Linked DNA regions of Homo sapiens: region 1 is linked to region 2. Evidence: read pairs that join two places in POLR2A ChIA-PET (ENCODE). Cell type or tissue: PC-9. All regions are shown on one strand.

Region 1 (5,000 bases), 180 kb before region 2:
TTTGGAGAGGCTGGGAACAGTGGCTCATGCCTGTAATCCCAGCACTTTGAGAGGCCAAGGCGGGAGGATCATGAAGTCAAGAGATTGAGACCATTCTGGCCAACGTGGTGAAACCCTGTCTCTACAAAAAATACAAAAATTAGCTGGGCATGATGGTACGCTCCTGTACTCCCAGCTACTCAGGAGGCTGAGGCAGGAGAATCACTTGAACCTGGGAGGTGGAGGTCACAGTGAGCCGAGATTGCACCACTGCACTCCAGCCTGGCAACAGAGCAAATACATAAATAAATGTTTTGGAGAAAAAGGGTCTCACTATGCTGTCCAGGCTTATCGCAAACTCCTGGGCTCAAGCAATCCTCCCGTGTCTGTTTCCCAAAGTACTGGCATTACAGGTGTGAGCCACTGTATCCAGCCTATAGTAGTTTAATACTTTACTGGTTTTTATTTTGTATTTTTATTTCTTTATAGAAGAAATATCAGCTGGGTGAGGTAGCTCATGCCTGTAATCCCAGCACTTTGGGAGGCTGAGGCAGGCGGATCACGGGGTCAAGAGATCAAGACCATTCTGGACAACATGATGAAACCTCGTCTCTACTAAAAATATAAAAATTAGCTAGGCGTGGTGGTGCGTACCTGTAGTCCCAGCTACTCAGGAGGCTGAGGCAGAAGAATCGCTTGAACCTGGGAGGCGGAGGTTGCAGTGAGCCGAGATCATGCCACTGCACTCCAGCCTGGCGACAGAGAGAGACTCTGTCTCAAAAAAAAAAAAAAAAAGAAAAAAGAAAAAGAAATATTATCTAAGATTCTGTTTGCCAGGAAAAGATGGTTTCTGGTTGTTCTCTTTTGAAATCATGCAGGAAAATTTATAAAAGTACAGAAATACGATTTCTCAAATTCTATAAATAATACTTTTATAAAGTATTATAAATCATACTTTTATACCTCTTATACTGTGCCAGGAAATATAAGTTAGATACTGTTTTTTTTTTTTTTCCTGAGACGGAGTCTCACTCTGTCCCCCAGGCTGGACTGCAGTGGCGCAATCTCGGCTCACTGCAAGCTCCACCTCCTGGGTTCATGCCATTCTCCTGCCTCAGCCTCTGGAGTAGTTGGGACTACAGGCACCCGCCACCACACCTGGCTAATTTTTTGTATTTTCAGTAGAGACAGGGTTTCACCATGTTAGCCAGGATTATCTCGATCTGACCTCGTGATCCGCCTGCCTCAGCCTCCCGAAGTGCTGGGATTACAGGCGTGAGCCACCACGCCCGGCAAAGTTAGATACTGTTAACTAACCATGCTGCCACTCTGTCTCCCAAGTCTGTGATCCTAACCATGACATCTTATAAAGAACTATTCTAAGTACCTTACATGTGCCAACTCATTCAAATCCTCACAATGACCCTAAAGGTAGGTATTATTTTTATCCCCATTTAATAGATGAAGAAAAAGCTTAAGAAATTTGCCAGAGACCACAAAGCTACTAGGAGGCAGTGCTAGGAACTGAACTCAAGCTACCAATGTCTCTGCTCTTAATCACTATGCTAGACTGTCATGGAGAATAGCTATCACTGAGCCTTGGCGTGGTGGTGCACGTCTGTAGTCACTTGAGGAGTGACTTGAGGCCAGGAGTTTGAGGCTGTAGTGTGCTGTGACTGAGCCCACTAGAATGCCGTGACTAACTACTGCATTTTAGCCTGGGCAACATAGTGAGACCTCATCTCTTAAAAAAAAAAAAGGCCATCACTATATTGTTACTAAAATGCCGATACTCAGGGCAGTGCTTTAACTTAGGTATACATTTTTTTCCTTCCCTAGGTAGTCCTCTCGTATATACTCTTAAAATACTCCATATCATCACAAAGTATTATGCCTTTTCCAAAGCAATGACATGATACCTCTTACACAGAAATAGTTACACCCTAAGATGGTTTCTTATAACACTAGTGATTTTCCCCTTCCTTTAATCAGCATAGTCACATAGCAGTATAGCATATTGTCTAAAAGTCTGGGTGTTGCTGTTTGTATTTAAGTGCCTTCATTTAGTCACACTGACAATGGACAATAAACTTAACTTCTATGTGATTTGCTTTGCTTATCTGTGAAATACAGATACCACCACTCATTTCACATGGTTGTTGTGAAGATTAAATGAAAATATATATAAAAGCCTAAACATGGTATATAGTAAGTATCAGTATACATACTGGCACACAGTACACTCTCAAATATTAGTAATATCATTATAACCATTTTATGCTTTCTGGTATTTAACTGTTTCTTCTGTTCAGATGGTAGTTAGTGCTCCATTAGTAATTACTAAATACAAAGCCAATAAAGCTGAGCATCCAGAGTAGCTGAAATTTCATTCCTTCATGTTATTTATTTAATGTGTAAATTCTATTAAACTTCATCATGTGCATTCAAATTACTCAAATATTTATTGAGTATCTACTACATGCTAGGTGGCAGGGAGATATGAAGACGAGTAAGAAACGGTCTATGTTTATAAGAGGTTCAGGGTAGAGTGGAGTGGAGTGGAGTGGAAATGTATAGTAAGAGTAGAGTAGAGTAGAGATGTATCGTAGGAAATAGTTACAATAGAAAATACAGCCAGGCACAATGGCTCATGCCTGTAATCCCAGCATTTTGGGAGGCCAAGGTAGGAGAACTGCTTGAGCCCAGGATTGGAGACCAGCCTGGGCAACATGGCGAAATCCCATCTCTATAAAAAAAGAAAAGAATAAGCTGGGCGTGGTGGTGCACACCTGTAGCCCCAGCTACTTGGGAGGCTGAGCTCAGGAGGCCAAGGTTGCAGTGAACTGAGATCATGTCAATGTACTCCAGGCCTGGGCAACAGAGTAAGACCCTATCTCAAAACAAAAACAAAAACATTAAAAAAAAAAAAAAAAAAAAAAGGCCGGGCGCGGTGGCTCACGCCTGTAATCCTAGCACTTTGGGAGGCCAAGGTGGGCGGATCACAAGGTCAGGAGATCGAGACCATCCTGGCTAACACGGTGAAACCCCGTCTCTACTAAAAATACAAAAATTAGCCAGGTGTGGTGGCGGGCGCCTGTAGTCCCAGCTACTCGGGAGGCTGAGGCAGAAGAATGGCGTGAACCTGGGAGGCAGAGCTTGCAGTGAGCTGAGATCACGCCACCGCACTCCAGCCTGGGCAACAGAGCGAGACTCTGTCTCAAAAAAAAAAAAAAGAAAAAAAGAAAATATCTACCAGGCCAGGTGCGGTGGCTCACGCCTGTAATCCTAGCACTTTGGGAGGCCAAGGTGGGCGGATCACGAGGTCAAGAGATCAAGACCATCTGGCCAACACGGTGAAACCCCGTCTCTACTAAAAATACAAAAATTAGCTGGAGTGGTGGCATGTGCCTGTAGTCCCAGCTACTTGGGAAGCTGAGGCAGGAGAAATGCTTGAACCTGGGAGGCGGAGGTTGCAGTGAGTCAAGATCGCGGCACTGCACTCCAGCCTGGCGACAAAGAGAGATTCTGTCTTTAAAAAAAAAAAAGAAAATAACTACAATAAGAGATATAAGGTACAGTTCAGAAAACTGGGGCACTCTGGCTCCATTGAACAGGTGGTAATGGGTTTGTTTCACTTTTGATGAGTGTATAGGCACAGGAAAAAAGAGTAGCAAAGGCATTAAGAACTGCTTTATGCCCCTAAAATTGATAACTTAGATGAAATGAACCAATTTATTATAAGGCACCCTCTATCAAAACACACACAAGAAGGAACAGATAATATGAATAGGCTTATGCATACTAAGGGAATTAAATCAATAATATATAACCTTCCGAAACAGAAGCACCAGGTCTGGATGATGTCACTGATGAATGCTACCAAACATTTAAGAAAGAAATGATGCCAATTCTCTATAATCTCTTCCAGAAAATAGAAGCAGAGGGAATACTTCTAACTCATTCTACGAGGATAACACTATGCTAATACTAAAACCAAAGACATTACAAGAAAGGAAAGCTACAGAAAATTTATCATGAACATATATGCAAAAATACTCAACAAAATATTAGCAAACAGAATACAACAATGTATATAAAAAAGTAAACACCACAACCGTGTAGGATTTATCCTAGGTATGCGAGGCTGCAGTGGTTTAACACTGAAAATTAATTCATGTAATCTATCACATCATTAGCCTAAAGAAGAAAAATAATATAATCATATCAACATATGCAGAAAAAGCATTAGACAATATCTAACAACCATTCATAATAAAACCCCCACCAACTAGGAAGAGAAAGGGAACTTTCTCAACTTGGTAAACAATGTCTGCAAAAGCCTACATCTAACATCATATTTAATCAGGAGAAACTAGATGCTTTCCCACTAAGATCAGGAACAAGACAAGGATGCTGCGTCTCACCATTCCTCATCAGTGTTGTACTGGAAGTCCGAGCTAATCCAGTAAGATAAGGAAAGGAAGTAAAATGTATACAGGTTGGAAAGGAGGCCAGGTGCAGTGGCTCATGCCTATTATCCCAGCACTTTAGGAGGCGGAGGTGGGAGGACCCCTTGAGCCCAGGAGTTTGAGACCAGCCTGGGCAACATAGGGAGACCCCATCTCTATAAAAAAAATACGAAAAATTAGCCAGGTATGGTGGCACATGCCTATAGTTCCAGCCTCTCCAATAGCTAATTTTTGTATTTTGTAGGCATGAGGGTTTACCATATGCCCCAGGCCAGTCTTGAACTCCTGGGGTCAAGAAATGTGCCTGCTTTGGCCTCCCACAGTGCTAGGATTACAGACGTGAGCCACTGCGCTCAGCCAGTAAACACATCTTAAAATGTCAGGAGTTCCTATAATAATAAAAGTACAGAAGCTTCAGGTGAGGGATTTTCTAAAAAGTTTTTTTTATTTTATCATGGTAAGAACACTTAAAATGAGACCTAACCTCTTAACATATTTTTAAGTGAACAATAAAGTGTGGTTAACTATAGGTACTATGTTGTTCAGCATATC
Region 2 (5,000 bases):
GTGAACCCAGGAGGCGGAGCTTGCAGTGAGCCGAGATTGCACCACTGCACTCCAGCCTGGGCGACAGAGCAAGACTCCGTCTCAAAAAAAAAAAAAGATGGCTGTTATTAAAAAAAAACAGAAATTAACAAATGTTGATGAGGATGTGGAAAAAGGAGAACCTTTTTGCATTGCTGGTGGGAATGTAAAATTGTATAGCCACTGTGGAAAACAGTATGACATTATCTTAAATATATAAATGCCATATGATCCAGCCAATCAAGTTCTAGGTACTTACTCAAAAGAATTGAAAGCAGGGACTTGAACAGGTATTTGCACACCCATGTTCACAACAGCATCATTCATAGTAACCAAAAGGTGGAAACATCCTCAGTGTCCATTGATAGTTGAAAGGATAAACAAAATGTAGCATATACAATGGAACATTATTTAGCCTTAAAAAGGAGAAAATTTTGATGCATGTTGTAACATGGATGAAGCTTGAAGACATTATGCTAACTTAGTCATAGGACAAATTTTGTATAATTCCTTTTATATGAGGTTCCTTAGAGTATATGTAAATGGATGATAAGTGTATGAAAAGATGCTCATTATCAGTCATTCAGGAATGAAATACCACTGCAACCCACTAAAATATAGGTTGGGCAAGAGTAATTGCGTTTTTTGCCATTGAAAGCTGCAAAAAAAAAAAAAAAGTGCTTTTGCACCAACCTAATAGCTGTAATCAAAAATAAAGAATACCAAGTATTGGCAAGGATATAGAAACTGGAGTCCTTATATACTGCTGGTGGGATTGTAAAATGGTGCAGCCACTTTCCAAAGTTAAACATAAATTTATGGTATGACTCAGCAATTCCACTCCTAGTTATCTACACAAAAGAAATGAAAACATACTTTCACAGAAAGACATTTGTATGGGAATGTTTCTAGTTGTTGTACTCATACTAGCAAAAAGTGGAAACAATCCAAATGTTCCTTAATTGGTGAATGGCTAAACAAAATGTGATGAAATACTATTCAGCAATAAATGGAATGAAATACTAATACATACTACAACTTGGAAAAACCTGAAGTTTTAAGTGACAGAAGCCAGGCATAAAAGACTGTCAGTTGTATGATACAAAATGTCTAGAAGAGGCAATTCTCTAGAGACAGAAAGCATTATCAGTGGTTGTTAGGCTGGGACATGGGAGTGGGAGTGGGGATTGACTGCAGATAGGCCTGAGGAAACTTTTTGGGGTAATGGAAATGTTCTAAAATGTGCTTGTGATGGCTACACATCTGTAAAAATTTACTGAACATTATTGAACTGTTTTTTCAGAAATATTGGAAGGTGTGCCTAAGTGCATCTGGGAAAGTTAGGGAAGGCATCACACAGAAAGCATCAGCTTGAGTGGTGCATTAAAGAAGGGGTCAGGAATGAGTGAATACTATGTATCACAACCAGTGTGAACCAATGTGAAACAGAGCGTGATTTGTTCTGGGAATTATGGAAGGCTTGTCTTTGGTACACCATGAAGTTTGAGGCTAGGACTGTCAGAAGATAAAGTTAGGAGTGAACTTAGAGAAGTATAATTTATCCCACTTATAAAATGTTGGATTCTAAGGTGTTGGTAGTAACCTGGTAAGAATATCCATGGATTATTGTAGGCCTGTTCTTGGTATGCTTTTGTATTCATAAAGTGTTAACATAGTATTGAAAATTATCAGAGAAAATAGTTAAAATGAAATGTTTTGCCATTCTTGAACGAAATCGTGGTACGTCTAGGATATTAAGTTCTACTTATTTTTCAAGACCCAATTGATATAAGTGATTTCTGGTACATCTTACCTAGTGTCTTTTCACCCCTTGCAAGGTCTCTGCTCTGTTTTGCTACCTCTGTTACAGTACTCCCAGCATAGTATCATAATGCTTTTCTTCTGATACTCTAAAATCTTTGACAGCAGAGAACAAAGACATTTTCTTCAGTTTTATAACTGCAGTGTCTGGCATGATGTTTGACATACAAAGCATGTTCAGTAGTAAATTTACTTCCAGAACTTTCAAAGAAAGGCCATCAAAGCATTGATTAAAGGGTTGGAGGGAACTGTGCATGAAGGTAGTCTACAAAAGCACTGGAACGACACAAGGTGAAATTTTATGAACTTTTAAATGATTTGACTTTAGGTTGAGATAAATAATTCCCCATCCAGTTTTTGAATTCTGATGTTTACCTTTCATTGTTTCTTCTTCTCTTAGAATTTCAGAGCTGGAAAAGGCATTGACAGTTTATATAATTTAGTCTTCTTTATTCACTTTATTACCTTAAGCCAATTACTTAAATCTTTCTAAGCCCCAGTTTCCCCATCTGTAAAATGAGGAAATAATACTTACCTCATTGTTATGAAGGTAGAATGATATCATATTTATGGAATTTTTAAGGGTTCATTTCATAGGTTTAATCCAGTAAGTGGTTAGAAATGACAAACTGAATGAATTATTCAAATTTTACCACAAATGTGTGGCTAAATTTGGGCAGGAATATGATGTCTTTGATTCTAATCCATATTTTCACAGTGTCATGGTTGGTCTATCTTTCCATACTGGTGACTTTCTCCCTTTTTTTATTTGCAGTTTCCTGTTTGATTTGGGCTGGGTAACAAAAATCACAAGGTTAACTCTTTCAGTACATACTTATTAGGCATTGCTAAATACCAGGCACTGGGATAGGTATAGAAAAATAGGTGAATAAGAAGTGGTCTCTGTTCTCAGGGAGTTTGGTGTCTAGAAGGTAGAAGGTAGACATTCTAGAAAAACCATAAAAATTAAATACAGTGTTTAATGCCATAGTAGACAAATTTGGATGAGGTAAAGAGCATTTAAACAGCATATCTTGGAAGGTGGACACCTGGGGTCAAAGTCTGAGTAGGTAAACAGAAGAGGTGAGTAATCACCAAGTGGATGGAGCTGAAGGATATGAGAATAATTGGCTTAATTTTTTTGGAGTGTGTCATGGAGCATAAACTAGACTAGAGGTATAGTTTCTTTGCAGTGGAACCAGGATTCCAGAGATTACAGTGAAATAGACTTGGTAGGGAAAGAGCACAGTAAGGGAAGTCAATGGATAGGGAGTACAAAGAAATACGAGGATAAGAGATGGCAATGTTAACATTCTTCCAGCTGTACTATTATAGATTCGAAGTAATTACTTTTCCCCTCTTAATGTAAAAGCCTTTGAGATTGTTGCCATCTGTTACAACCAGCTATCCTTTTTGCTATTATCTGATGACTCTTACTAGATATGTAGTATCATTCATTAATGACTTGGGTAACTGGACATTCTTCCATTCCTGTTTAGCCCATGCGGTTGAACCCTTCAACAGCATAGCCTAGGACTAGGTTAACTATAACCCCATGTGAATGGTCTATGAATATTGAACATGATACTGGAAGATGAAGACATTGCAATTTGGTATGATATGTAAGCTTTTAATTCTTTATATATTTAATGTCTTTGTGTGTGTGTATATGTGTAGGTTAAATGTATCTTTAGAATACAGTATGAAGAGGTCTTGTATATTCAAAGGCCTATTGAAGAAGACAGAAGAAAATTTTTTCAAGAATTGATTCTCAATCAGGCATCAATGGCTCCACCACGAAGGAAACATGCTGGTAAAGTTTGTAAAGCCTTTAGGAAAATGGGAGGGATGGAGTTAAGAAATACCCTTTCTTGGAGTCAGTTTATTTTAGCCCTTTCTTCTTGGAAGTGAGGACAGTTTGTCAGGTTCTGTTTATCTTTAGATGACGTGTGGAAGTGTCCATTGTGTTCACCTGACTTGAGATTGGGAAGTATAGCCTTGTTAAAGCTTTGCTAAACAGGACTTCTTCTTATGACTTCAACCACATCCTGTGGTAGATGTCACATTATGGGGCTCAAAAAGTCATAGAAAAAAGTCTTCAGTTCTCCTCTGTTTTAGTCACAGTAAGTACCCAGGAGTTGAACTGGCAGGTTGTGAACACCAGGTGTTGTGCTCATTACTTTTTGGGCCATGATAGATTTGATGGGCTAATAGCTGCTTAGAACATTTGCCATTTCTAGTTTATTTATTGATTGACTTTTCAAATACTTATTTAGGACCCCTTACATTTAACGTTGTATTCTAGCCATTTGAAAATCTATCCTGCCTTTGTTTTAAGTGTTAGATTTTTCTTGGGTTTGGACTCAATAATTTTGGACTCAAGAATTGAGCTTAAGAGGTACCTCAAGAATTTCTCAGATTTCAGTTCCTTGACATAGTAAGGGCTGCATTCTAAGTCATTCAAAAGAGATTTTCTTTTCCTAATCTTAAAGATGTGTAAAGGATAAGATCTACCTGCTTAATCTTTCAGCCTCTTCTAGGAAGTAGCAATCCTGTTTGGTAAAAATTTTTAAGCCTCTTTACCCTTGTTCCATCTTTTATGTTTCTTAGAGCCCTTCTTGTAGGATACTCAATACATTTCCCATCCCTGCCAAGTCCTTATTTTTCCATATTCTTTTTACTTTGTTTGTTTTTCATTGGTTATATTATGTAACATTTTAATAATTTTATTGTTCTTTAGTGGCTCCTTTCCAAATTTTATTGGTGTTTTAAAAATGAACCCCTGTCAAATTGCTGTAGTTATGGTTTTTTCCCTCCCAAAACCTTGGGAAATTGAATATGTAAATTATACCTTATTTATGTTTATTTTGTTGCTTCCTGTTAATCTAAATATTTCATTATGAAAATGATTTATTTCAATCTTTCATGCTTCTAGATATATTTTAATCTCATAGATCTGAATTTTCTATGTTTACGATTGATATAATTCTTTTTCAGTTGCTTCTGTTGACTTTCACTTTTCATCTTAGGAGCTATTTAAAAATCAGTGAAAAATTCTTAGAATTTTAATTCTGAGCTGTAGTGTGATATCAGGGGAAATCTTTTAAAATTAGAGAACGTTGTAATTAGGAAAGTTAATACTTTACCTTTTAAGAAGATTT

The links. ChIA-PET counts read pairs that join two places held together with the same protein. Peaks named below come from ENCODE experiments on the same cell type or tissue, not always from the same donor. Only the 100,000 strongest peaks of a DNase experiment are listed, where the experiment ranks them.
Region 1: POLR2A ChIA-PET joins it to region 2 with 6 read pairs; 2 of 35 experiments call an interaction of 5 or more read pairs at or near these places.

Annotation. Positions count from the first base shown.
Region 1 is chr2:23,964,669-23,969,668 of GRCh38, reverse strand. The region is part of intron 2 of UBXN2A (UBX domain protein 2A); the gene reads right to left. Among named protein-coding and RNA genes, the nearest start is that of UBXN2A, 27 kb to the right of the region's middle. In PC-9, no CTCF peak of the experiment used is centred here; no DNase peak of the experiment used is centred here.
Region 2 is chr2:23,787,164-23,792,163 of GRCh38, reverse strand. It overlaps ATAD2B (ATPase family AAA domain containing 2B), which reads left to right. Exons shown (of 28, transcript NM_017552.4): 20 at 3,517-3,652. Among named protein-coding and RNA genes, the nearest start is that of ATAD2B, 140 kb to the left of the region's middle. RefSeq lists an enhancer at 3,750-3,799. In PC-9, no CTCF peak of the experiment used is centred here; DNase peaks (open chromatin) are centred at 2,453 and 2,963; H3K4me3 peaks cover 416 bases; H3K27ac peaks cover 4,388 bases.